3 separate regions of the Homo sapiens genome follow, and all the other regions are linked to region 2. A link is a loop called in an ENCODE intact Hi-C map of the cell type or tissue named here. Cell type or tissue: heart left ventricle. All regions are shown on one strand.

Region 1 (8,000 bases), 60 kb before region 2:
GCCTGCCTCCACTTCAGAAGGAAAGCTATGGAGTCCTTCCCAGTGTTTGCCTCAAGGCCAAGCAGTCGCAGGGTGACCCTTTGATATCTGCTCCCCTGACAAGGATTCTGAGCCTCATCTAAGGTAGAGGTGGGGAGGGAGGCAGGATGTGATGGACACAGATTTCCAGACTCTTTCAATGGATCCACAGGTTTTGGAGAATCCACACTTCCAAAGGGGCTGAGCTCCGCCCCCATCTTGCTGATATCATTCGTGCTATTATAAATCAAACAGCAACAGGGCATGATTAAACACACGGAGCCTGACCACACGTGGGCACAATCAAGGTCTCTTATTCCCTCCGTGACATTCATGTCCAACCACTACCATTTTTGTGCCTCCTGTATGTGTCCTGATTCTCTCATTCAGAGCATCTACAAAAAGTCAAACCGTCGAATCAGCATCATTTTTAGTCCTTAAGAAACACGCTTTAAAGTTTCCTATTTTCTTTTCCTTTTTTTTTTTTTTTTTTTAAGATGGAGTTTCGCTCTTGTTGCCCAGGCTGGAGTGCAATGGCGCGATCTCGGCTCACTGCAACCTCCGCCTCCTAGGTTCAAGCGATTCTCCTGCCTCAGCCTCCCGAATAGCTGGGATTACAGGCGCATGCCACCAGCTCTGGCTAATTTTTGTATTTTTAGTAGAGATGGGGTTTCATCACATTGGTCAGGCAGGTCTCAAACTCCTGACCTCAGGTGATCCGCCCTCCTCGGCCTCCCAAAGTGCTGGGATTACAGGCATAAGCCACCACGCCCGGCCTTAAAGTTTCTTATTTTCAACGAAAATCAAGTCCCCTCTTTTCACTTTTTATAAAAGGGACCAGAAGTTTTCCTCCCATTTTTGTATGATGAAAGCCACCGCAGGCAAAGTCAGGAGAGCCACGTCAAGAAAAAGGAGTGGGTGTTACGAGAAGCCCGGCATCTAATTAGATTTTGCTCTTGCAATTACTTAACACAAACCATGCCTTATACAACCCATGAGACTAAAACAAACTTTTTTCTCTCAGCATTTCTCCCCTTTTAAGTCATATTTCCACGAATCCTCTCAGATCAGCCTTTCTCTTCAAGCCTAGAAAAATTCCAGTAGCACGTCACCGCGCCCGCCCGCCCGCTTCTGCCAAACTACTGGGCTTCCTCTTCCCTAAGACAGAGAAACCCATGCCAGAAACTCTTCTGGGTGCCCGCGGCTAAAATAACTTGGCACGAGTGTGTTTCGCTTCCAACTTGGCGAGGGCGCTGCGGGTCTCGAGCGCTCTGGCCAAGGCCGGCCCCTCAGTCGCGCGCTTACCCTGCCGGGGCGAGGCGCGCGCGGTGGCCAGGGCGGCGCCGTCCGGCGCGCGGCTGAGGCTGTAGCTGCTGTAGCCGCTGTGCAGCGCGAACTTGCAGACGTTGCGGCCGCGCGCCGTGCAGTTGAAGAGGTAGCAGCCGAGCACGGCTGCCGGGGGCGCGGGGCGCCGGGGCAGCTCCACCACGGCCACGGAGCAGCGCGGCTCGGAGCAGCAGGCCGCCACGCATTGCCGCCAGCCCCGCACGGCCGCCGGCGCCCGCAGGAAGCTGGCACCCGCCGCCAGGGAGTCCTTGGTGCGGATGATGGCGTCAGGCATTGCGCTGTAGCCGCCGCTGCCCGGGCCCGGGCAGTCCTCCTGGGGGCCGCCGCCCGCGCGCAGCTCCAGCTCCAGCTCCTCCTGAGGCCGCTCCTGCTGCAGTTGCCGGCGGAACTCCTCCAGCAGCTGCTCCACGCCCGACAGCTGCGCGTGCAGTTCGGACAGCGGCGCCGCGGGCGGCAAGGCCGCACGGCCGCTTGGCAGCCACAGGCAGAGCAGTAGCAGCCCGCGCAGCGCCCCGTGACGCGGCGGTAGCCGGCGCTGCGAGCCCGCGCTCTCCTGGGCGACGGAGGCCATGGCGACGAGAGCCAAGGGCAGCGAGCCGAGGCGGGGCTGAGCGCGGGAGGAAGGCGGGGACGCGGGCGAGCGCGGGCCCTGGGCCCCTCCTGCGCGGCCGCGGCTGGCTCTAGGCCCCGGCCTCACAGCGCGGCGCCCCCGAACCCGGCTGCTCCCCCGAGGTCGCGGGCGCCGGCGGGAACCGCAGTAGCGGGAGACATAGCCGGCCCAGCCGGGCACCGCTCCTTGCCCTCGCCGGAGACTGCCCAGCGCCCTGCGCCTCTCCGCCCCGGCCTGCGGCGCGCTGGGTGGCGACGAGTCGGCCTCGGCGTTGATCAGCACCAGGTGTGTGCGAACAGTGGCCGCGGCGGGGTGGAGCCTTGGTGAGCCCCGCCCCCCCGCGCGGCCCCGCCCCCGCGCGTCTCGCGCCGGCTCCTCCAGGGCTGGGAGAGCAGGCCCCGGGGAGGGCAGCCTCAGAACAACTTTGCTCCCGCGCCGCTGCCCAGCTAGGGCAGGGTTCATGTCTGGGCCCAGCAGGCTTTAGCAACCAACCACACCTGCCCAGGGCGCCTGCCCACAGGGGCTTGGCATTCGGGGGAATGGGGGCAGTGGGAAGGGAGGGCCTGTCTTCAAATCCTCGTGACCCCCGGGACTACTCCAGAGAGGGGGCACGCGCACCTAGGACCACCGTAGCGCGTCATCAGTCCTTCACCTCCAGCGTCCCTGACTTTCCGCATCATGTTCCCAAGATGTGCTTGGGTAGTACAAAGTGGGGCGGGGTTGGGGTGGCGGAGTCAGGGCCGGGAGGGGTGGGGATGGGAAGTACTGAAAGATGTTCAGTCTGTTTAAAAACACAAAAATCAAGCCTGGTGAGGTGGTACTCGCCTGTAAGTCCTGAGGCTGAGTTGGGAGGATGGCTTGGACCCAGGAGTTCGAGACTGCAATGAGCTGTGATCACACCACTGTACTCCAGCCTGGGGGACAGAACAAGACCCTGTCTTTAAAAATAAAAACAAAACCCATAAATAGCAGTCGTCACATGCACTCAGATTTCCACAAATATAACAAAAAATCTGAACACAGCCAACATGGGGACCTGGGAGTAATACAGCCTGTGACAGAGAGGCCTCTAGCGGTTATATCACGTAAAATCTCGGGAGTTGTGCTTTAAATGACATAAGGAATAAGAAAATGTCCAACCCAGTGGGGGCTTCACCTTGGCGTTCTAGACTTCTGTGAGCAGCATCTGCATCTTGTTTGTTTCTGAATCAGTTTCTGTTGATTCATTTTTCTCCTGATTGTGGATCGCATTTTCTTGCTTTTTAGCCTGTCCGGAAATTTTTGCCTGGATGCGCACATTGTAAATAGAACACTGTTAAGTGTCTGTATTTTTTAGGATTGAAAGAATAAATAATTGGTGGGAAAATATCAGTCTCTGCTATGTGTTTATTATCTCCAGAGTTGACATTTAGGAACCCATTGCTTGCAGATCCAGATCAGAGTAGGAGGTAAAATTAAAAGGTAGCAATAGAAAAGAAAGAAAAAAGCTCAATGTTACTTGCCATTCCATCAAAGGGAGAAATTATAAAGTTTTTGCAGGGGTATATTTGAGTGATTTTTGAGGCTAAAAGAAATGGCCTCTTAGCTCTAAAGGCTGTGTCTGGACTGTACCACTTCGGCCTGGAGATTCTTCCTCATATGGCATACTCATCCCACACAACTGCAGTCATTGTAAGATGACCTTGAAGCAACATAATGCTTTTTATTTTTTATTTTTATTTTTTGCCATAGACCTTGGAGAGCTTGAGCAGGATTGTTATGAGGAGAAACTTTCACTAGTGATGAAAATGCTGACTGAGGGTATCATCAAACCCTCCAAGGACTAGTTGTTATATAAGTTATTAATATTAAAAATAACATGATAATATATAATATTAACTAAGAATTGTACATGATTTCAAAGTTTGCCAAACACTTTCACATACATGATTTTATGTGCCTTCACAGAGACTTTGACCACCTCACTCCTGCCTTTGGGACCGTGAAAGAGAAGTCAGTATAGAGTGAGCCCTAGCTCACATGTTCCGTGGTAGGGAAGTGGACAGGGGAGAGGACAGCATTTCTCAGGGGCATTCATTTCTAAATCCCTCCAGCACCATCAAAGATTTTCCTGCATCTGCAACTTTACAATAGGTCTTTTTGGGAGAAGTGGAAATTATTTAATGTTGTGTTTACCGTGAGCAGTGGTTATTTCTGGGCTGTGAGTTGCAAGTACTGAAGGGGAAATACTGACTTTTATAATTTATAAGACTTTGTTGAATTTTTTTTTTGCAATGAGCTTGTTGTAAATGATTTTCTATTTTTTAAAAATAAGTGTTGACATCTGCTTCAGCCAGGAGGGAGCAACAAGGACTGGACTTACTCTGTGACCTGAAATGAAAAATCTGTGAAAAAAATGTATGGAACAATGGTTTTCAGACATTGGGCAACAGGCAATGCAGGGCCCAAGAGAAGGGAGACAAAGGAAGTGAACATGCTGCTTGCTCCAGCTTACTGCCTGGAGAGGGTTTCCAAGCCGCAATGCAGACAGGCGAACCAAAAGAGACTCTGAGTTGGAAAATAGAGCTGAGAATTCAGGGAGGCCAGGGTGGCTAGAGTACCAGAGAGGAGAGAGTGCAACGGAAGGAGGGAGCTCTGGAGATCTGTGCAGGGTTCCTCTGAGTCTTCAGCAGAAGTTCGACCAGGTACATGCATGTGAGGAAACTTCCCAAGACAGAGAGGCAACCACTAGAAAAAAGCTGGCAGAAAAACTTCTGAGCTTGCATTGGCCAGGCAATAGTTCGTTCCCAACAGCCAGAGTGGAGAAACCTTGTGACAAGAGGCATGAGTTTGAGTAGGAAGGGAAGGGATTACAGAGAAGCACATGAAAACTTTTGCAGGTGATAGGTGTGTTCATTACCTTGATTGTGGTGATGGTTTCACTGGTGAATACATTGATCAAAGTTCATCAAATTGTGTATTTTAAGTGGGTATAGTCAATTATATGTTAATAAGGCTATTTTTTAAAAACGAAGTTTCATTGCACTGTGCATTGTGATTTATCTTCTTTTTCTAGTTCTCTTTTCAGTTTTTTTCAGAAATAAACTATCTTTGTTTTAAAAGCCTAAACATCAAAACCTTATCAATGGATAGAAGAATTTTTATGTGAGGATGAAAATGTCAGGAAGATGTGTTTCTGTTTTATAAGATAGATCATTAAGAGTAAGAGTGGATCAAATTGAGATTGGACTTCGTAGGTCAGTTTGTTGAATGTTGGAATGAGATAACCTGTGTCTTAGCTGGGCTGCTGTAACAGAATACCACAGACTGGGAGGCTTCTAAACAACAGAAATTTATTCCTCACAATTCTAGTGGCTGAGAAGTTCAAGATCATGGTGCTGGCAGACGCTGATATCTGGTGAGGGCCCACTTCCTGGTTCATAGACAGCAGTCTTCTCACTGAGTCCTCACCTTGTGGGAGGAGTTAGGGAGCTCTCTGGGATTTTTTTCTTTTCTTTTCTTTTCTTTTTTGAGACAAAGTCTCGCTCTGTTGCCCAGGCTGGAGTTCAGAGGCACAATCTCTGCTTACTGCAACCTCTGCCTCCTGGGTTCAAACGATTCTTCTGCCTCAGCCTCCTGAGTGGCTGGGATTACAGGCGCACACCACCACGCCTGGCTAATTTTTGTATTTTTAGTAGAGACTGGGTTTCACCATGTTGGTCAGGCTGGTCTCGAACTCATGACCTTATGATCTGGCTGCCTCAGCCTCCCAAAGTGCTATGATTTCAGGCATGAGGCACCGTGCCTGGCCTGGGATCTTTTTTATAAGAACACTAATCCCATTCATGAGGGCTCCACCTTCATGCCCTAATCATCTTCCAAATTCTCCACTGCAAACATCATCACATTAGGTTTCAACATAGGAATTTTGGGGGGTTACAAACATCCAATCTACAGCAACACCCTAGTGACATCGTTTTTTGTTGCCCTCCCCTCCCCTCTACTGCCCATCTAAGTACTTTTACAGGCATCGAATAAGTTAAGTCAGTGCATGTGAAGTGCTTAGAAGGGCATCTGACACATTATAGAAGTTCAATAAATGCTAGTTGTTGTTGTTATTACAACAGAAATGAAGGACCTTTCCTAAGATTAGAAGTCATGAAACCACTTGAAGCCTGAATCTCCTCTACAACATCCCAGCTGAGTGGCTGTTGCACTAAGATTCTTCCTTCTCCATACCCCTTTCATGGAATCTGCTCTGCTCACGTCCCTGGAAGGGGCAGCCCCAACCCCCAGGTGGCCACACCCCCTGTTCACTAGGGATGGAATCAATAATGAATGCCTGGCCCAAGCACAGCCAATCAGATACTCTCTCCAAGGAATGTAAAAACAGAATTGAGAAACAAACTGACTCAGCAAATCAACTCAACAAACTGACTCAACAAATTGAGTCAGGGAGGGAAGTGTAGCTGGGAAGCCAGGTGAGCTCCAGGGGACATGGAAGGGGATGATAGCAGAGAGAAGCTGTTCAGCAGAGGGGGACAAATGGAACCGTGAAAAGAGGAAATAGAGAACAGTGCATACATAGCCTTGAGAGAGGGAGGGAGTGAAGACAGGAGTTGCCTGACACTTTCTGGTCTCAAATCTCTCCCCTGAGCACCTACTTGGCCTTCTACCTGGAATTCCTCTCATGGAGTTCTTGCCTTGCAGCTCAGTGATCTAGGTTCATCCTAGTTAAATCTCTGTGGATTGCAAACAACAGAAACTCATTTTAGATTGGTTTAAAGAAAAAATAGCTACCGTGTTTACACACATGCACTCACAGGCAGGGAGGAAATGCAGCCAGGCCTTGGGAGGGCCTGGACCAGACATGGCAGAACCCTCAGCAGTCAAGCAGCTGGTCTCCCAGTTGCTGCTTCTCTCTTCTGGGACCAAGTAGTCTGAGATCTCCACTTCTCTCTGCACATCTGATTCATGCTTCTCTCAGAGTCTGGAGTTTTCTGCCCTCCATGCACAGAGCCTGAGTCTATCTCACCTCACCTGCAGCAATGAACAGAAACTCAGAACAGTGACCATCAGTACCAAGAGAGAGACTCTGATGAGTCTAGCTTGGTCCTGTGTCCACCCTAAACTGAGGTTAGTGTGCAGAGACCATGAGGCACAAACAGGGCTACAAACATGGCCTTCCCTCTCCTCATTGAGGATGGAAAGAGAGGCCGTTCTTAGAGGAAGGACGTGGTAGTAACTGGGGAAAATCCTGAGAAGTTGTCTTCTGCGTTGACTCAGGCAATGCCCCATGTCTGCTTGAACATGTTCATTAATTTTCATTTTAAATTTAAGAAACGCTTATAAAAAGTACTGTGCTACGACTACCAGGAACCGTTCTGAGTTCTGCACAGTCACTTATTTACTTAAAACAACAATTACGCAGCATGTGCTAGTATTACCCCCAATTCACAGGTAGGGAATGCAATATTTTGTTACTGAAACACCAGGGGTTCAGTTTAGGTCCTGTTGCTTGCAGCACAGAAAGCCAATCACTGGATCAAGTATTTTTGGGGGAAGAAGGCTTTCTTTGGTGCTGCCAAATAAAGATAAGTGGAGATAAGTCTCAGATCTTCGACCAACTTAAATTGGGGTGTATATAGTGGGGAAGGAGTGTAGCTACCCACAGGAAAACAGGAATTAAGGAGGGGTAAGGAAGAACAATTGGTCAACGGGAAGCAGATGGTTGGTTAGGAAAACAGGAATTATGGAGGAGTAAGGAGAGGAGTCTGGTGTCTCGTTATCTGGATGTGGTGATGTGAGTTTTACTTCCTCGATATTATCTGGAAGTCGGAGGGTTTCCTGAAAAAGGAATTCAGATAAGACAAATGTAAGTTTTAAGCATTAAGAAAAGCAGGGTCCATTTCTAGCTTTAATAGGAAAAAAATGGCAAACATCAGTTCTCGGGGGAAATTGAGCTAGTTTCACCTTCACACACCAAAGCTCCTTCCATCTTTGGGCAACTCTTACTATTCATTAGAATGTTTTCCTTATATTCAGT
Region 2 (8,000 bases):
GAGGGTGGGAAGTGTCTGCTGAGCCGCTGGGTGCAGGTGAGTGTCTACAGGAAAGTGCAGGGAAAAATTCAAGGGCACGCAGCCCTGGGGGTGCTGGAAGGTTTGTGTGGTTGAGAGCGGGTGAGAACAGAGCAGGCTGGTGGCTGGTGGGAGTGTCTGTGATTGTGTCCCTGTGCAACCCCACTTCACCCCTGTCCTGACCCCAGCTCGGATTCTGGGGGCTCTGGTTTCTCCTTCCCGAGGGCGGGTGGGACTGCCGGGCTGCACTAGGGATCCCCGCTCCACGTCGCCCTCTGCAGCCCTCTGGCCCCTCCACTCTCCGGGGGTTCCTTTCCAGCCTCCTCTCTGACCAGCTCCTCCCCTCGGAGGATAAGTAGCCTCTGGGAACGGACCCGGCGGGAAGGAGACGCGGAGGGAAACTGAGCGGGGGCGCAGTCCGGGGTGATCGCACGGGTCCTTCCAGAAGCCTCCCCTCCTCTGAAGCCCACAGTCCACAGCCCCCCACGGTTGGCCTCCGCCCCGCTTAGGCTCCATCCCCGAACTCACCGGCCAGCCCGGTCCTGCACCAGCTGGACAGCAGGAGCAGAAGCGGGAGGCGTAGAAGGAACGCGGGGCTGGCGGCCGCTGCCATTGGGGAGTTGGATCGCAGGGGACAGCAGAAGCGAAGCCCAGCCCGTGGATCACCTGGCGGCTCGCAGGCTGTCTGAATGCAGCCCGTCTGAATGCAGCCCTAAACTCCAGTAAGCCCTAAACTCTAGCACTCCTTCTGCCCCGCCCCTCGGAGGAAACACACCCCCTTTGCTGAGCCGCTAGCCAATCAGGTGTCTCTCAGCCAAGTTGCTCATCCAAGTCTACCCCACTTTCTACTGCAGCGCTCGCGCACTTCCCCCTGCTTCAGCCAGTCAGACTTTGCTGGCTGCCTGCCCGGGACCAGTCCTGCCAAAGGCTTCTTTCCATGACCCCCTCATGTAATCATCACCGCAATTTTTTCATTTTGTATTAATCCAATGTGGATACCGATGCACAGAAAGGTGAAGAAAATGCACAGAAGTGTTCAGCCGCGACAGGGTCTCCCTGTCCTCGCCTGTACCTGCGACACCCGCCTTCCCTCTCCCTGCGTTGCAGAGTGCTCCCAACCCACCGTCCTGTGCGCAGATCCAAGCCCAGTCCCATCCCCGCGGCCTCATCCCAAATCCCGAGTGGACGTGGTTATAGCCTGGGCTAGGTTTGTTTGTTTGGTTGGTTGGTTTTTCTTTCTTTTCTTTTTTTTCTTCGTGACAGAGTCTCGCTCTGCCGCCCAGGCTGGAGTGCAGCGGCGCGATCTGGGTTCGCTGCAACCTCTGCCTCGCGAATTCAAACGATTCTCCTGCTTCAGCCTCCCAAGTAGCTGGGACCACAGGTGCGCGCCACCAAGCCCGGTTAAGTTTTGTATTTCAGTGGGGACGGGGTTTCACCATGTTGCCCAGGCTGGCTTTGGACTCCTGGGCTCAAGTGATCGGCCCGACACGGCCTCTCAAAGTGCTGAGATCACAAGGGTGAGCCACCACGCCTGGCCCGGGGCTAGATTTTATTACAGAAGCACCAGGTCTTCAGAAGCTTCAAAGAAGATATTGTACACTAAACAATTGGTTAAGATAGTAAATTTTATGTTCTACTTTTTTACCAAAATTAAACAGCTTTAAAAATTATCTTAAAAATATGTGTCTTGCTGGGATCTGCCCAATTCGGATTGGCAAAAAGACTCTGCTCATTAAAATCTTTGCATTTTAATGCAAAGCATTGAAAACCTTGTCTCTAAAATCACAACCTGTGAGGCACCTTGCTGATTTAGAAAGCACATCAGAGAGATTGACCCTGAGCTCCCCTTAGAACAGTGCCCCACCAGGTGTGGGGATGGCCCAGGGGACTCAGCAGAGCAGGTTCAAATGAAAGCTCCCCATAGCTACTAACTGCCAGCGCTTGCTTTGGGCCTGTTCCCCCTGGGCAAGGACCAGCCATCCTTCCAAGCCGCGCACAAATACCCCCTCCCATGTGTGTCCCTCATCTTCCCACATGAAGGAACACCCTCCTGCTCCCTGAGGCCTGGATCCACAGTGATGGAGCGTATCCGGATCTCCCTGTGTGACAAATGCTCACACATTTCTTTGCTTCTCTACTAGAAGCATGAGGTCTTTGAGACTATACTAGATCTGTGTACAGCTTTTGAGGGAAAAAAGCCCTAGTGGCCTACTGTTGCTCAATTGGAATGTGATCAATTGTGTTTCCCATGGGAGCAGGAGGCAAGGGAGGGGTCTGTGCGTGCGTGGAGCTCACTTTGCAGTACACCCATCTGTGGCCAACCATTGATGCCTGGATCCATGGCTGCACCCACACCTCTGCTCAGTCCCTGGACGGTCCCTGCGGCCATCCTCAAAAGGAAACCCCAATTGTATCCTTGTCTTAATTATCATGAGGGCATCTGGAAGTGGTGGCAGAAGCCAGAGACAGGTGAGGGTCCCAGTGGTTCCTGGCAGCTGTGAAGGGCTTAGCTTAGGGTGAGGACTGGACAGAGCCCCTGGGTCCCATTCTGCCCCCAGCCACTCAGGCAATATCCTCTTTTCCCCTTCTCTCTCAGCCTCTTCTCACCCTAGGGCTGTACCCAAAGCTCTGAATGAGACTGTCCCTGCCCCGCCCCATCCACTCCTGGTCCAGCTCAGCAGTGACCTTGGAACTCCAGGAGCAGCTCAGTACCCCTGTCTCCGAGTCAGCTCTGCTCCAGGCAGGGCCAGAATCTGGAGTGTGCAGGAGGCCGGATGGCAGGGGCATTGCCCCAGGACTGAGCCGTATTCTGAGGGTTCCCAGAGACCTGACCTCCTACTTGTATACAGTCTTTTCAGTCAGCGTCTGCCTTAAAGGCTGTGACCCAGGCACCTTCCCTGGGAATTAACTCCAGCATTGTCCTCTGGGTCGACACAGTCCTTGGCAGCCTCTCCTTCCTGGGGTTACACCCAGTTCCTCTGCTCTTCTCCAGTGGATGGAATCTCCTTCTCCTTGACACACAGCATCTGGAGCCACCAATCTGCTGCCCCACTCAAATGTGAGGACCGCACATGCCTGAGCTCCTGCTGTCTGCACACCACGCACCGTGGGGGTTCCTTATGACCAGAGACACAGTCTGAAACAGACCTGAATTTGCTAAACCCTCTAGAGCTCGACAGGACCTAAGCCTTGATATGGTTCTGTGTGCTCCTCCCAGGGCGCCCGCTGTCCCCGAGCTCCGGGCCTGAGTGCTGGCTGGCGGAGACCCACAGTGGGTGCCCCGCTCCCGGACGATGCCCCTGGGCTTCCAGATCCAGAGCCTCGGGACGAAACTGTTTCAGGAAGACCCGGAAGGACTCGCCGGTCGCGGCAAGGGACAGGCGGTTCCTGAGACAGGAGGAGCCAGGAAATGCGGGGCCTGGTGGGGTGAGGAGCACGGGGTTCCTCCTTCATCCTCGCGGGGACTTTGCCACCGGCTCAGTGTGGAGGCCTCACCGTCCCGCCCGGATCCGTGGGGCTCCGACAGTGTGGCCCCTGCGAGGACCCCCCCCATCCTCCTCGCCCTGGGGCTGCTGCGGGAGGGCGCCCGGGCAGCACTAGGTCCTGAGTGTCCAGGGTCCGGCAGGGGCTTCCCGTTGTCGCCTCCCTGACCCCGCCGCTTGCGGTCCAGGGCTGCTGGTTTCTCCGCTGGTCTGGGAGGCCCTAGCATGGACGTCGTGAGGCGGAGAAAACCTTGGGATGGGTGGAAAAGAAGGATTGGAGGGAGGGCGGCAGAAAGGGAGAGGAAGGAAACAGGGCCGGAGAACAATGAGAAACCCCCACCACGAAAATGGGGAGAGGGGGACACGCGCACAGCCCCCACACTCCACCGACTCTCCGTCTCCTGCTCTCTGCCCAGTAAGGAACACAGGCCCCACCCCCTCCACCCTCACTGTGTTTGGGATCAGCCATTTCAGCGGGGTGAGGCGTCCCCTTGTGGGTGCGATTGGCATTTCCCTGAGGGCTGTGAACACTGAACACCTTTTCCTGGGCTCACTGCGATTTGCATTCTTCTTCTGATGCCAGCGGGCAAGGGGAGGTCCCCAAACGCCGGTGGGACCTCGACTCCAGCCAGTGTCCAGATTCTTGATATTGCCGGGGAAATTAATTCAAGGACCAGTAGGAAATAGAGAAAGGACGGAGATTTATTGTAAAAGGCAAAGTACACAGTCAAGTAAAGGGAGTGCAGGGGAACTCGAGAGAGAAGCAGGTGCAAGTTTGGGGCTGCCACCTTTCTGGGTTTCTTTAACCAAGGAGTGGAATATTCATGAAAATTCCTGGAAGAAGGTAGAGATTTCTCAGAACTGTGGTGCCCCGCATTTTTACACTAAATATAAGTGTTCTCAGAACTGCTCAGGAGCTGGCTGGTGTGTGTTTAGTATGTTAATCAGCATGTAATGAGGTCCTAGGTGAAACCTAGGTCAAATGCAGGGCCTTGTTGGGTCCAGTCATTCTTAGCCAGCTTGGTCCACATGCTGTTTTTCAGCATCTTATCAGCCCAGAGCCTCTGCACATATTTCAACAGATTCCTTTTGCTAGTCACCTGAAACTGCTGCCCAAAATTTTCTATTCTTTTGAGACCACCGTGTAGTATACCTGTCTTACTTTGGAGAAATGTCTATTCAAATTCCTTGCATATATTTAAATTGGGTTATTTCACTTTATAATGTTGAGTTGCAACATTATATATTATATATAATATATAATTGCAATTATATTTTGTTGCAATATTATATATTCAGAATACCAGTCCCTTACCTGATATATGATTTTTATTTTATTTTTTAAAATTTATTTATTTATTTATTTTTTAATTTTTAAATAATTTTTAAAAATTATACTTTAAGTTCTAGGGTACATGTGCACAACGTGCAGGTTTGTTACGTAGGTATACTTGTGCCATGTTCGGTTGCTGCACCCATCAACTCGTCATTTACATTAGGTATTTCTCCTAATGCTATCCCTCCCCCAGCCCCTCACCTCCCAATAGGGCCCAGTGTGTGATGTTCCCCGCCCTGTGTCCATGTGTTCTCATTGTTCAACTCCCACCTATGAGTGAGAACATGTGGTGTTTGGTTTTCTGTCCTTGTGATAGTTTGCTTAGAATGATCGTTTCCAGCTTAATCCATGTCCCTGCAAAGGACATGAACTCATCCTTTTTTATGGCTGCATAGTAGTCTGTGTTGTATATGTGCCACATTTTCTTAATCCAGTCTATCATTGATGGACAACTCTTTGCTATTGTGAATAGTGCCACAATAAACATATATGTGCATGTGTCTTTACAGTAGCATGATTTATAATCCTTTGGGTATATACCCAGTAATGGGATTGCTGGGTCAAATGGTATTTCTAATTCTAGATCCTTGAGGAATCACCACACTGTCTTCCACAATGGTTTAACTAATTTACACTCCCACCAACAGTGTGAAAGCGTTCCTCTTTCTCCACATCCTCTCCAGCATCTGTTGTTTCCTGACTTTTTAATGATTACCATTCTAACTGGTGTGAGATGGTATCTCATTGCGGTTTTCATATGCATTTCTCTGATGGCCAGTGATGATGACCATTTTTTCGTATGTCTGTTGGCGGCATAAATGTCTTCTTTTGAGAAGTGTCTGTTCATATCCTTTGCCCACTTTTTGATGGGGTTGTTTTTTTTTTCTTGTAAATTTGTTTAAGTTCTCTGTAGATTCTGGATGTTAGCCCTTTGTCAGATGGGTAGATTGCAAAGATTTTCTCCTATTCTGTAGGTTGCCTGTTCACTCTGATGATAGTTTCTTTTGCTGTGCAGAAGCTCTTCAGTTTAATCAGATCCCATTTGTGTACTTTGCCTTTTACTGCCATTGCTTTTAGTGTTTTAGTCATGAAGTCTTTGCCCATGCCTATGTCCTGAATGGTATTGCCTAGGTTTTCTTCTAGGGTTTTTATGGTGTTAGGTCTAACATTTAAGTCTTTAATCCATCTTGAGTTAATTTTTGTATAAGGTATAAGGAAGGGATCCAGTTTCAGCTTTCTACCTATGACCAGCCAGTTTTCTCAGCACCATTTATTAAATAGGGAATCCTTTCCCCATTGCTTGTTTTTGTCAGATCAAAGACCAGATGGTTGTAGTTGTGTAGTGTTATTTCTGAGGCCCCTGTTCTGTTCCATTGGTCTATATATCTGTTTTGGTACCAGTACCATGCTGTTTGGTTACTGTAGCCTTGTAGTATAGTTTGAAGTCAGGTAGAGTGATGCCTCCAGCTTTGTTCTTTTGGCTTAGGATTGTCTTGGCTCTGCAGGCTTTCTTTTGGTTCCATATGAAGTTTAAAGTAGTTTTTCCAATTCTGTGAAGAAAGTCAGTGGTAGCTTGATGGGGATAGCATTGAATCTATAAATTACCTTGGGGAGTATGGCCATTTTCACAATTTCCTATCTATGAGTATGGAATGTTCTTCCATTTGTTTGTGTCCTCTTTTATTTAGTTGAGCAGTGGTTCATAGTTCTCCTTGAAGAGGTCCTTCACATCCCTTGTAAGTTGGATTCCTAGGTATTTTATTCTGTTTGTAGCAATTGTGAATGGGAGTTCACTCATGATTTGGCTCTCTGTTTGTCTATTATTGGTGTAAAGGAATGCTTGTGATTTTTGCATGTTTATTTTGTATCCTGAGACTTTGCTGAAGTTGCTTGTCAACTTTCCGCCAACAACCACACAGTCTGCTCCCACACACTCTCTACCACACAAGCCCTCCAGCACCCCCAGGGTTCTCTGCCCTTGATCTTTCCCCTGCACTTTGCTGCAGACACTCACCTGCACCCAGGGGCTCACCAGACATTTTTCACCCCTCTCCTCACCATTCACTGCCACCACCCAAGTCACATCCTTTAGTTCCCCATCTCAGCCTGGCACTTTTACCCACACAAACCTCACTCACCTCTCCATCCATGAAGGGTCCTCACCACTTTCTCCAGCAACCAGGGGGACCCAGGACCCACTTACCAGGAATCCAGAGTCTTTTTCAGACCCACAGAGGATGATTCTTCTGTGTAGCACTAGGTGAGCCTGACATAATTTAAGTGGTGGTTGGAGGCTGAGGGAACGGCTGAATGAATGAGAGTTGTGGGAGTGAATGGGCTCAGAAGAAAACCCCAGGTGCAGAAGGGGAGCTGCAGTGGATGCTGTAGCCCCCAGAGGCCTGAAGGTGGCGGTACCGTGGTTGGAGACCTCCAGGCTGGGCAGAATTTGGAAATATGTGTAGTCACCTGGGTGCCCACAGAGTTTTTCCAAAGAGGAGAAATTTTGGCTTACAACAGGTATAGAGCTCCATCAGCATAGAATCTTTTAATAAACTTGTTGATCACAGGACAGGAAATTGCTGTCTTCAGCCCATTTGATTGAGACCAGAGTGTACTCAGGACAGAAAAATCCTAACCAGAGCCATTGGCAAGTGAAGGAAAGAAAAGGCGTTCAAATAGGAAAAGAAAAAGTCAAACATGTCTCTTTGCCAGTGATGTGATTCCATACATAGTAAACCCTAAAGACCCTGTCGGAAGGCTCCTGGAACTGACATATCAATTCAGTAAAGTTTCAGGATACAAAATCAATGTACACAATCAAGAGCATTCTTATACACCAATAATATTCTAGCTGAGAATGAAAGCAAGAACACAATCGCATTTACAAAACCAACAAAGAAAAGTAAATGCCTAATAGTTAATCTAACCAAAGAGATGAAAGATCTTTCCAAGAAAACTACAAAACGTGGCTGAAAAAAAATCAGAGACAACACAAATAAGTGGAAAAAATATTTCATGCTCATGGGTTGGGAGAATCGATATAGGCAAAATGGCAATACTTCCAAAAGCAATTTATAGATCCAACGCTATCCCTATCAAAATACCAATGTCATTTTTCACAGAAAAATCTAACCTAAAAATTATTGGGAATTTAAAAAGAGCCC
Region 3 (8,000 bases), 86 kb before region 2:
GCTGAGGTGGGAGAAACACCTAAGGCTGGGGAAGTCGAGGCTGCAGTGAGCCATGATTATGCCACTGCACTCCAGCCTGGGTGACAGAGTGAGAACTGGTCTCATAAAAAAAAGAAAGAAAAGAAAAAAGAAATGGACAAAGACTAAACGTAAACTTAAGGTTTTGAGACTCTTCGTCCTTCCTCAAATCCATACTTCATTACATTTTCTTCAGTTTTTCTTCTTTCTTACAGGGTGTTTCTATGTGTATGATATTATAAGACTGATTTACAGCTCTGACTTAGCCACACCCTGGTGTATCGCAAATTTTCTTTAAAAAATTATCAAAACAAAGCATCAAATCACTGCAGTTTTTAAGAAAGCACATGACATGCAGCATTTTTAGGATAGAAAGAACCTGGAAAATTGAAAAAAATTAAAAACATAAGCAATACTAAAAATTTGACATTTGAGACTTAGACTAGAGACATATTGAATTCTCATTTAAGGCATAGCTTTTACATGTAAAGTTATAACTAAAATCAAGCAGGGGAAGGACACTGTGTTTGCATTTCATTCTCAGAACACAGACCTCCCAACTCCATCCCTTCCAGCCACTGCCTAGCAATGTGACATAGCCAACTCACGATTCTGGCAGAAGTCTTCATCAGACCCATCAGGACACTGCTGCACTCCATCGCAGGCGAGCGTGATGTCAATGCAGCAGCCATCGTCACAGAAGAAGTGGTAGCGTGAGCAAGTGTGCAAACATCCTATTTGTAAACAAATCTCAAGTCACACGAGTGCAGAAGTTCAGACTCTCAAGATGGGGATGACAAAGGGGAGTCCGTGGGGATGATAAAATGCACTTCGGGGAAGAGATGCAAATAATGAGGCAAACCTAACAATTCCAGCAACAGGTTCTGGAGAGGTTGGAGGGCTCTTTTTGAGCCTCCCGACTTAATTCTTCAGACTCCTCAGGGGCTCTTGGTCTGAGGGCTGTTCTCCATGCTTGCCTTGCCAGGAGGTGGCACACAGAAGCAACAGCCCAGGTCTCTCTCCACCCTTGATTCCCCGCCTCAGCTGTCTCCCTCTTCATTCATTCATTCATAGAAACCATTGTTGGAACCTCTTCTTCTGGCTGTCGATTGCTCTGCAGGAGGGCACCTAATACCATCCCATCCCCTGGATGGCAGTTGGCTATGTTTTAACAGAGATACCATTTATTTATTTATTTACTTACTTAAGACAAGGTCTCACTCTGTCGCCCAGGCTGAAGTGCAGTGGCACAATCTTGGCTCACTGCAACCTCCGCCTCCCGGGTTCAAGAGATTCTCTTGCCTCAGCCTCTGGAGTAGCTGGGACTACAGACATGCACCACCACACCCGGTTAATTTTTGTGTTTTTTGGTAGAGATGGGATTTCACCTTGTTGGCCAGGCTGGTCTCGAACTCCTGACCTCAACTGATCCACCTGCCTCGGCCTCCCAAAGTGCTGGGATTACAGGTGTTAGCCACCGTGCCTGGCCCAGAGGTACTATTTTACATATGCTATGTCTTACATTCTTGTCTCCTAAGTAATACTTTTCACTGAGATTAAGTTTTTACTATTGAATCCTATTTGTTGATTATCATAACGTCCCTGGTACTGTAGAGAATAAACAAAATTTAGTTATGGGCTGGCATGAATTTAGTTTCATGAAATAATGACATTGGCCAGGCGTGGTGGCTCACACCTGTAATCCCAGCACTTTGGGAAGCTAAGGCGGGTGGATCACAAGGTCAGGAGATCGAGACCATCCTGGCTAACACGGTGAAACCCCGTCTCTACTAAAAATACAAAAAATTAGCCGGGCTTGGTGGCATGCACCTGTAGTCCCAGGTACTCGGGAGGCTGAGACAGGAGAATCACTTGAGTCTGGGAGGCAGAGGTTGCAGTGAGCCAAGATTGTGACACTGCACTCCAGCCTGGGCGACAGAGGGAGACTCTGTCTCAAAAAAAAAAAAAAAGAAAGAAATAACGACATTTCTCCCTTCTGGAGTTCTTAGGAGCTTTTAATTTGCAGTGCAATTCATAGGAGCTACAAATATTTTCCTGAAATGCATTTTCCCTCTCCCTTGATTAAGCCAACTTTATTAGACTTAGCTAGAGGAGAACCGGGTGACTATCTGGTACTGGCAACATGGACTAAGGCACAAGGCTAGAAGCAGGTCACAGGAGCTCCACGGTTTTACAGGGACAGAGTGGACTAGACAATTCTCTCAGGAACATGGGGAAGTGGCAGATTATATGATATTCCTTCAAAACCAAATGGCTGAGCACAGTTCACAAACCCAAGTGAAATCTTGGACATACACTTGGTTTTTTTTTGTTTTTTTTTTTTTTGTAGATACAGGGTGTCACTATGTTGCCCAGGCTGGTCTTGAACTACTGGACTCAAGCAATCCTCCTGCCTCAGCCTCCCAAAGTGCTGAGATTACAGGTGTAAGCCACTGCGCCCGGCCTTGGACACATCTTTTATTGAAACGTGGTTAAATCAAGAGGTTGGAAAAGGAGTCTATCTTGGTGTGAGGCAATTTGAAGATATATTGATCCAGGAGGAAGAGAAGTTAAAGAAAATAAATGGTGATAGAAGCTCCTGCGGAAGAAGAGGAAGCAAAGAGCCTGCAGTTATGACTGAGAACATGGGCCTGAAGGAGAGTCAGCTCCGGCCACTGGGAAGAAGCAGGGAGCGGAGGTGGGGGACACGCTGGATATCAAGCAGGATACAGTTCCTCGTCAGGTTTCTTAAATTCATGGCATGAAAATCCCAGATATCTCAAGGTTTTATTTATTCTTTGGTGATTTTGGAGATGGATCCATATTTGTAAATTTTCTATCTATTTTTGGATTAGCAGCCTCCAAACTTTTTTGATCATGCATCCTGATCAATAATATATTGTTGAACAGGCATCTCCAGTTTATTTATTTATCTATTTATTTGAGACGGAGTCTCGCTGTGTCGCCCAGGCTGGAGTGCGGTGGCACAATCTCAGCTCACTGCAGCCTCCAGCTCCCAGGCTCAACTGACTCTCATGTCTCAGCCTCCTGAGTAGCTGGGATTACAGGCGTGTCCCACCACATCCGGCTAGTCCGGTTTATTTATAAATAATACGTGCATACTACTGTACTAACATGGGGTGTATCTTATAAAATATACTCAAATTTTAAGGAAAAAAATTAAAAATCAGCAAAAATATAAACTCTGCTGTCTTCTTTCTCACCCTAAAAATGTCTTGAACAACTCAGGGGCATCCTGTTTGGAGACTGCTGAGTTAGATCATGTTGGAAGAGCTTGCTGGCTTGCTGTTTGATCATTTTTCTAAGCATGAAAAATGTTCAAAATGTCAACTTATTAAAAATTGAACCAAGTTATGATCATATAAGCAGGGTACCTGCTCATCTGTCTACCTCAGCTAGTGTCACCCTTGGTTACCATAACATCTGGGTCATTCATTGCAAGACCAATACATACAATGCAGGGGAGGGAAACACTTGTCTCTTCTACCTCTATTTTCCAATGTCTCTCTGTGGTGTTTTATTAACTTTAATTCATAGCATGTTATTCCAATATAACCACTAAGTGATTCTAGACAGCAGTTAGTACTTCACCAATTCCTTTTTATTTTCCATATAAAGTTACCCACACAAGACCTATACTCAAGCGGCCACTGAGTAATCAAAAATGATTCACACACCACTCTCTGCTACTTCAAATACAGTTTATTATCATCTTGGAGAAGGGCCAGAAATTTACAGCTGGCAATTTACCTCTGGAGCCCGGAAAGCTGCCTGAGGAAATAAACCAGGACAAACAAGTGGCCGGTGAGGTGCTGGCCATCTGCTCATATCAGTGCAGGCCCTTCCTCCCTCCCAGGCACTTCAGCTGTACAAGAGCAATCCTTTTCTGATTTCTGTGGGGATGACAGGGTATCTGTGTCTTTTTCCCAAGAGTCCCTTCCTCCCAGAGTCAGCACTTGACTCAGACCCTGTCCAGGTGAGTCCCGGTACCCAGGGGGAAAGCCCTCTAGAGGGCGCCCAGATCTACAGAAGTGAGCCATCCCTGCTGGAGACAATGTCATGTCTCCACTGGTCCTGGTGGCCAAGGGACCAATGATGTTTTGAGTAGCTGCCCAGCAAAGGGACTCAACAATGTTTTGAGTAGCTGGCTGGCTCTCCTGTCCAGCTGCAATGAATTAGCAGGGCTGATGGAATCCGGGCTGAGCTGGACAGACTGTTTACTCGCTATCACTGGTGACCTCACAGTGCTGGCACGGGCTGGAGTTTGGTGCCTGTCCTGTCTGTGAATGGTTACCCTGCTTCCTTACAGTAAGCTTAACCCCTGGCTGGACAGGTTGTCATCAGCCAAACAAATTTTTAATGCCGCCTATGAAAATTATCAAAGTTGACAAGTCCTTAGGATCCTAAAATCTCTAACTCCTTAGAAAATTTCATTTCCAGTATGCATACTAACCTCAGTTTTTGATAGAAGGCTAGATCCAATATAGTACAAGTAAATCACAGTCCTGTTCCAACTCTTTTATCCTCATTCTGCACTCTGCTGGCTTAATTACCATCTGGATCCTGAGTATTGAATACTGAGAATTCAAAAATGTCACAGACTTACTGCAAGTTTACCAGAGTCAGGGACCACCAGTGCACCACTCTATCCCCAGTGCCTGGCAAGGACCCTGCACACTGCATACACTAAGAAAATACACGATGACCGAGTAACAGGATATTTAAATGTACAAGACCTTAGCACCTCTCCAGAAGTGAATTGTGTGTGTGGTGAGGGGTTCCCTCTACAATACTACAATATCTTTAGTGTCGCTAAGTTCCATGCAATGGATATTTTAAAAAATTTGATGACCTAATCTTTCTTAGACATGTAGACGTTGGGCTGGGCGCGGTGGTTCACGCCTGTAGTCTAAGTGCTTCGGGAGGCTGAGGCGGGTGGATCACCTGAGGTCAGGAATTCGAGACCAGGTTGGCCAACATGGTGAAACCCTGTCTCTACTAAAAATACAAAATTAGCAGGGCGTGGTGGTGCACACCTGTAGTCCCAGCTACTTGGGAGGCTGAGGCAGGAGAATCACTTGAACCCAGGAGGCAGAGGCTGCAGTGAGCCGAGACTGCACCACTGCACTCCCACTCCAGCCTAGGCAACAAGAGCAAAACTCCCTCTCAAAAAAAAAATGTAGATGTTTAGAAAAGTAAGAAACATAGATGAATGAAATAAGTTTTACATTGTTACATTGTACAACAGAATGTGAGAACCATCATATGTATTTAAAGTTATATTATTAATATAACTGCATCTGCGTAAAGTGTCTATGAAAATGTGTAGGTAGCACTTTCAAATTGATGGGTCCTTTGCGTATTTCAATTAATTTTAACCGTACTCCTTAGCTGCACTCTTTTTCTCTTTCTAAAATTTTTGAAGTGACTTATTATATCAGCAATTGATTACACCCAAGAGCCAAGTCTTTCTTCAATCCTGTGGTATGCCTTTTCCTTGTTTTTTTAATATGTATTTTTAATTGACAAAAGAGGAGAGTATATATTTATGAGGCACAATGTGATGTTTTGATATATGTTTGCATTGTGGAATGATTACATCAAGCTAACTGACATATCTATCATCTCCCCTACTTGTAATCTTTTTGTGATGACAACATTTAAAACCTACTGTTTTAGCAATTTTGAAACAGACAATACATTATCATTAACTATAGTCACCATGCTGTGCAACAGATCACCAGAACCTGTTCCTCCGGTCTCAGTGACACTTTGTACCCTTTGACCAGCGTCTCTCCTTTCCCAGTCCGTCCCCCGCACAGCCTCCAGTAACCGCCATTCCACTCTCTGCTTCCACGAGTTCAACTGGTTTCACTAAACTCCTTAGCTTCCCTCTTGGAACAGATGCAGCAAATGGACCATCCATCTGTAAACAAAGTCCTCTCCCAGAATAGCCAAGCAATTGTCTTTGATGAAGTCGAGTCAAGAGAAGCGGGAGCATCTCTTCTCATCCCCTGGAGTGCTTCCTCCACCCCAACCCAGTAGCATCGGCTAAGCCCAAAACAGAAGAGAGCCTGCTTTTGTTATTGTGTTTTTAGCAAAGACTCTCTCATTCAGCAATAACCAAAAATAAAATGGAAGAGCCCATGGAGCGCAGAGCCAGAGGACAAAGCGCCAACCCGACATTGCCTTCCACAAGCAGTGGGAAGCGAGGGAAGGACTTTCTTCTCACCTCCTGTGGAGTAGGCTGCGCGAAGCACTGTCACTGACACGTTGTCAGAGCTTCTCTGCCCGGCAGTGTCCGTCACGGTCAGCTGGAAGGTGTAGGTTCCCTCCTGTAGGTGGGACAGCTTCAGGGTTCCTGATTGAGGCACCTGCCACACAGATGGGACACATCACGTCGAGCAGCAGACTTGAGCTCCGAGCCCAACACCATCCTCAACCGAAAGTCCATGTCCTCAGAGCAGCCCCAGGACCTGCCTCTGCACTCCGGCCCGAGGCTGCTGAACTACATCACACACTGTTGGCAGCTGGCCCACCTTGAACTCATAAGTTCTAGTTTATTTAGGTGGCCAAGGCCTTGACTGACAATCCCTTCACTTGTCTGCAGCAGTTGCTGCTCCAAACCTGCACCTCATCCCCAGCCTCACGCTCAGGATCCAGGCCCTGCCGTCTCAGCAGGGGGACTCATCAGCTTCAGGGAGAAAATCAGGACCATGACTAGGGCTCCACCACCCACCTCCTCCTGGTACCCTACCTGTACCCACTGTCACTTCCTTCTGACAGCCAGCAGGGAGAAGCTGTCCCTCCTGTGTTCCAGGCCAACCCCTCCTTCTAGTCCTTGCCCCCTTTCTTTCTAGGACCTTTAGAACACTGACACATCGACTCATTTCTCTTTCAAATGGCTCTGCTATTACTATGCTCAAGTTTCTCTCATCCTAAGAAACAAACAAAACAACAAATAAAAAAAATTCCCTGAGCTCTAAGGGCTCACCAGCCACAGCCCCGCTTCCTTCCCATCTCCACTTGGCTCCCTGAAAGGCCTGGCTGTGCCGTGCTTGCTGTTTCTGTTTGCTCACTTCCCATTTAGTCTTCGCCCACCCAATGTAGCTGCTTTCCCCACCATCCCCCTGAAACAGTGCTGGCAAAACTCACTAACTGACCTAGCAAAAGTCTCCTAGGTGTCAAGACCAACAATACTATTTTTAAAAAATCCATGCTTGGTTGGGCACGGTGGCTCATGCCTGTAATCCCAGCACTTTGGGAGGCCAAGGCGGGCGGATGATGAGGTCAGGAGATGGAGACCATCTTGGCCAACATGGTGAGACCCCATCTCTACTAAAAATACAAAAATCAGCTGGGCATGGTGGCGTGCGCCTGTAGTCCCAGGTACTCGGGAGGCTGAGGCAGGAGAATCGCTTAAAACTGGGAGACAGAGGTTGTAGTGTGCCAAGATCACCCACTGCATTCCAATCTGCTGACAGAGCAAGACTCCATCTCAAAAAAAAAAAAAAAAATCCATGTTTAACTGGCCCTCTTACTGTATCTGGCCATGCTGGCCACTTTGGCTGTTTGAAAACCCCTGCTTCCTTGGCCTCCTTTTCTATCCAAGTTCCCCCAGTCATTCATTGCAGAAGCCCTCCTGGGCTTCAGTTCTGATCACTCCCTAACCCAGGGCTCCATGCTTGCCCTCTGCTCTCCCAACATTCACAGGCAGCTTGCTGAGCATGCTGGAACAACAGCTTCTGAAGCTCAGCTCTGTGGTAGGATTTTGGGAGTCACTGCTGGACAGTCAGCCTGAAGACTGTTTTTCCAGCTCTCCTAATGATTCTATTACCTATTTAATATTCTATTTAAAAAAATTCCTTTCTGCTTAAATGAACTAGTCTGGATATTGTCCTCTGCAGAATGCTGACCATTTGACATTCTATTACATTGATGCGTTAATAATGGACTTTGGA

What was found. Peaks named below come from ENCODE experiments on the same cell type or tissue, not always from the same donor. Only the 100,000 strongest peaks of a DNase experiment are listed, where the experiment ranks them.
Region 1: a loop joins it to region 2, with 2.8 times the contacts of the local background. A loop is called at or near these places in 32 of 110 quality-filtered maps.
Region 3: it touches region 2 in a loop (6-fold over the local background); 109 of 110 quality-filtered maps call a loop at or near these places.

The regions. Positions count from the first base shown.
Region 1 is chr6:149,862,085-149,870,084 of GRCh38, forward strand. It overlaps LRP11 (LDL receptor related protein 11), which reads right to left and starts at 2,275. Exons shown (of 7, transcript NM_032832.6): 1 at 1,324-2,275. The coding sequence starts at 1,936. RAET1E-LRP11 (RAET1E-LRP11 readthrough) reads right to left here. Exons shown (of 15, transcript NR_182438.1): 6 at 6,778-7,801; 7 at 6,619-6,696; 8 at 3,132-3,260; 9 at 2,801-2,913. It overlaps RAET1E-AS1 (RAET1E antisense RNA 1), which reads left to right and starts at 1,414. Exons shown (of 2, transcript NR_045126.1): 1 at 1,414-2,298. RefSeq lists silencers at 1,280-1,429, 1,600-1,709, 1,850-1,909, 1,980-2,429 and an enhancer at 2,086-2,586. In heart left ventricle, a CTCF peak has its summit at 3,058; DNase peaks (open chromatin) are centred at 1,297, 1,857 and 2,297; H3K4me3 peaks cover 2,982 bases; H3K27ac peaks cover 2,343 bases.
Region 2 is chr6:149,922,380-149,930,379 of GRCh38, forward strand. RAET1G (retinoic acid early transcript 1G) reads right to left here and starts at 742. Exons shown (of 5, transcript NM_001001788.4): 1 at 547-742. The coding sequence starts at 631. RefSeq lists enhancers at 2,938-3,473, 3,474-4,008 and a silencer at 3,939-4,018. In heart left ventricle, CTCF peaks have their summits at 4,004 (motif pointing left) and 7,231 (motif pointing right); DNase peaks (open chromatin) are centred at 862, 3,412 and 3,962; H3K4me3 peaks cover 2,982 bases; H3K27ac peaks cover 682 bases; H3K27me3 peaks cover 1,863 bases.
Region 3 is chr6:149,836,712-149,844,711 of GRCh38, forward strand. LRP11 (LDL receptor related protein 11) reads right to left here. Exons shown (of 7, transcript NM_032832.6): 3 at 6,272-6,413; 4 at 627-752. RAET1E-LRP11 (RAET1E-LRP11 readthrough) reads right to left here. Exons shown (of 15, transcript NR_182438.1): 11 at 6,272-6,413; 12 at 627-752. Among named protein-coding and RNA genes, the nearest start is that of RAET1E-AS1, 23 kb to the right of the region's middle. In heart left ventricle, a CTCF peak has its summit at 4,050 (motif pointing right); a DNase peak (open chromatin) is centred at 4,260; H3K27ac peaks cover 483 bases.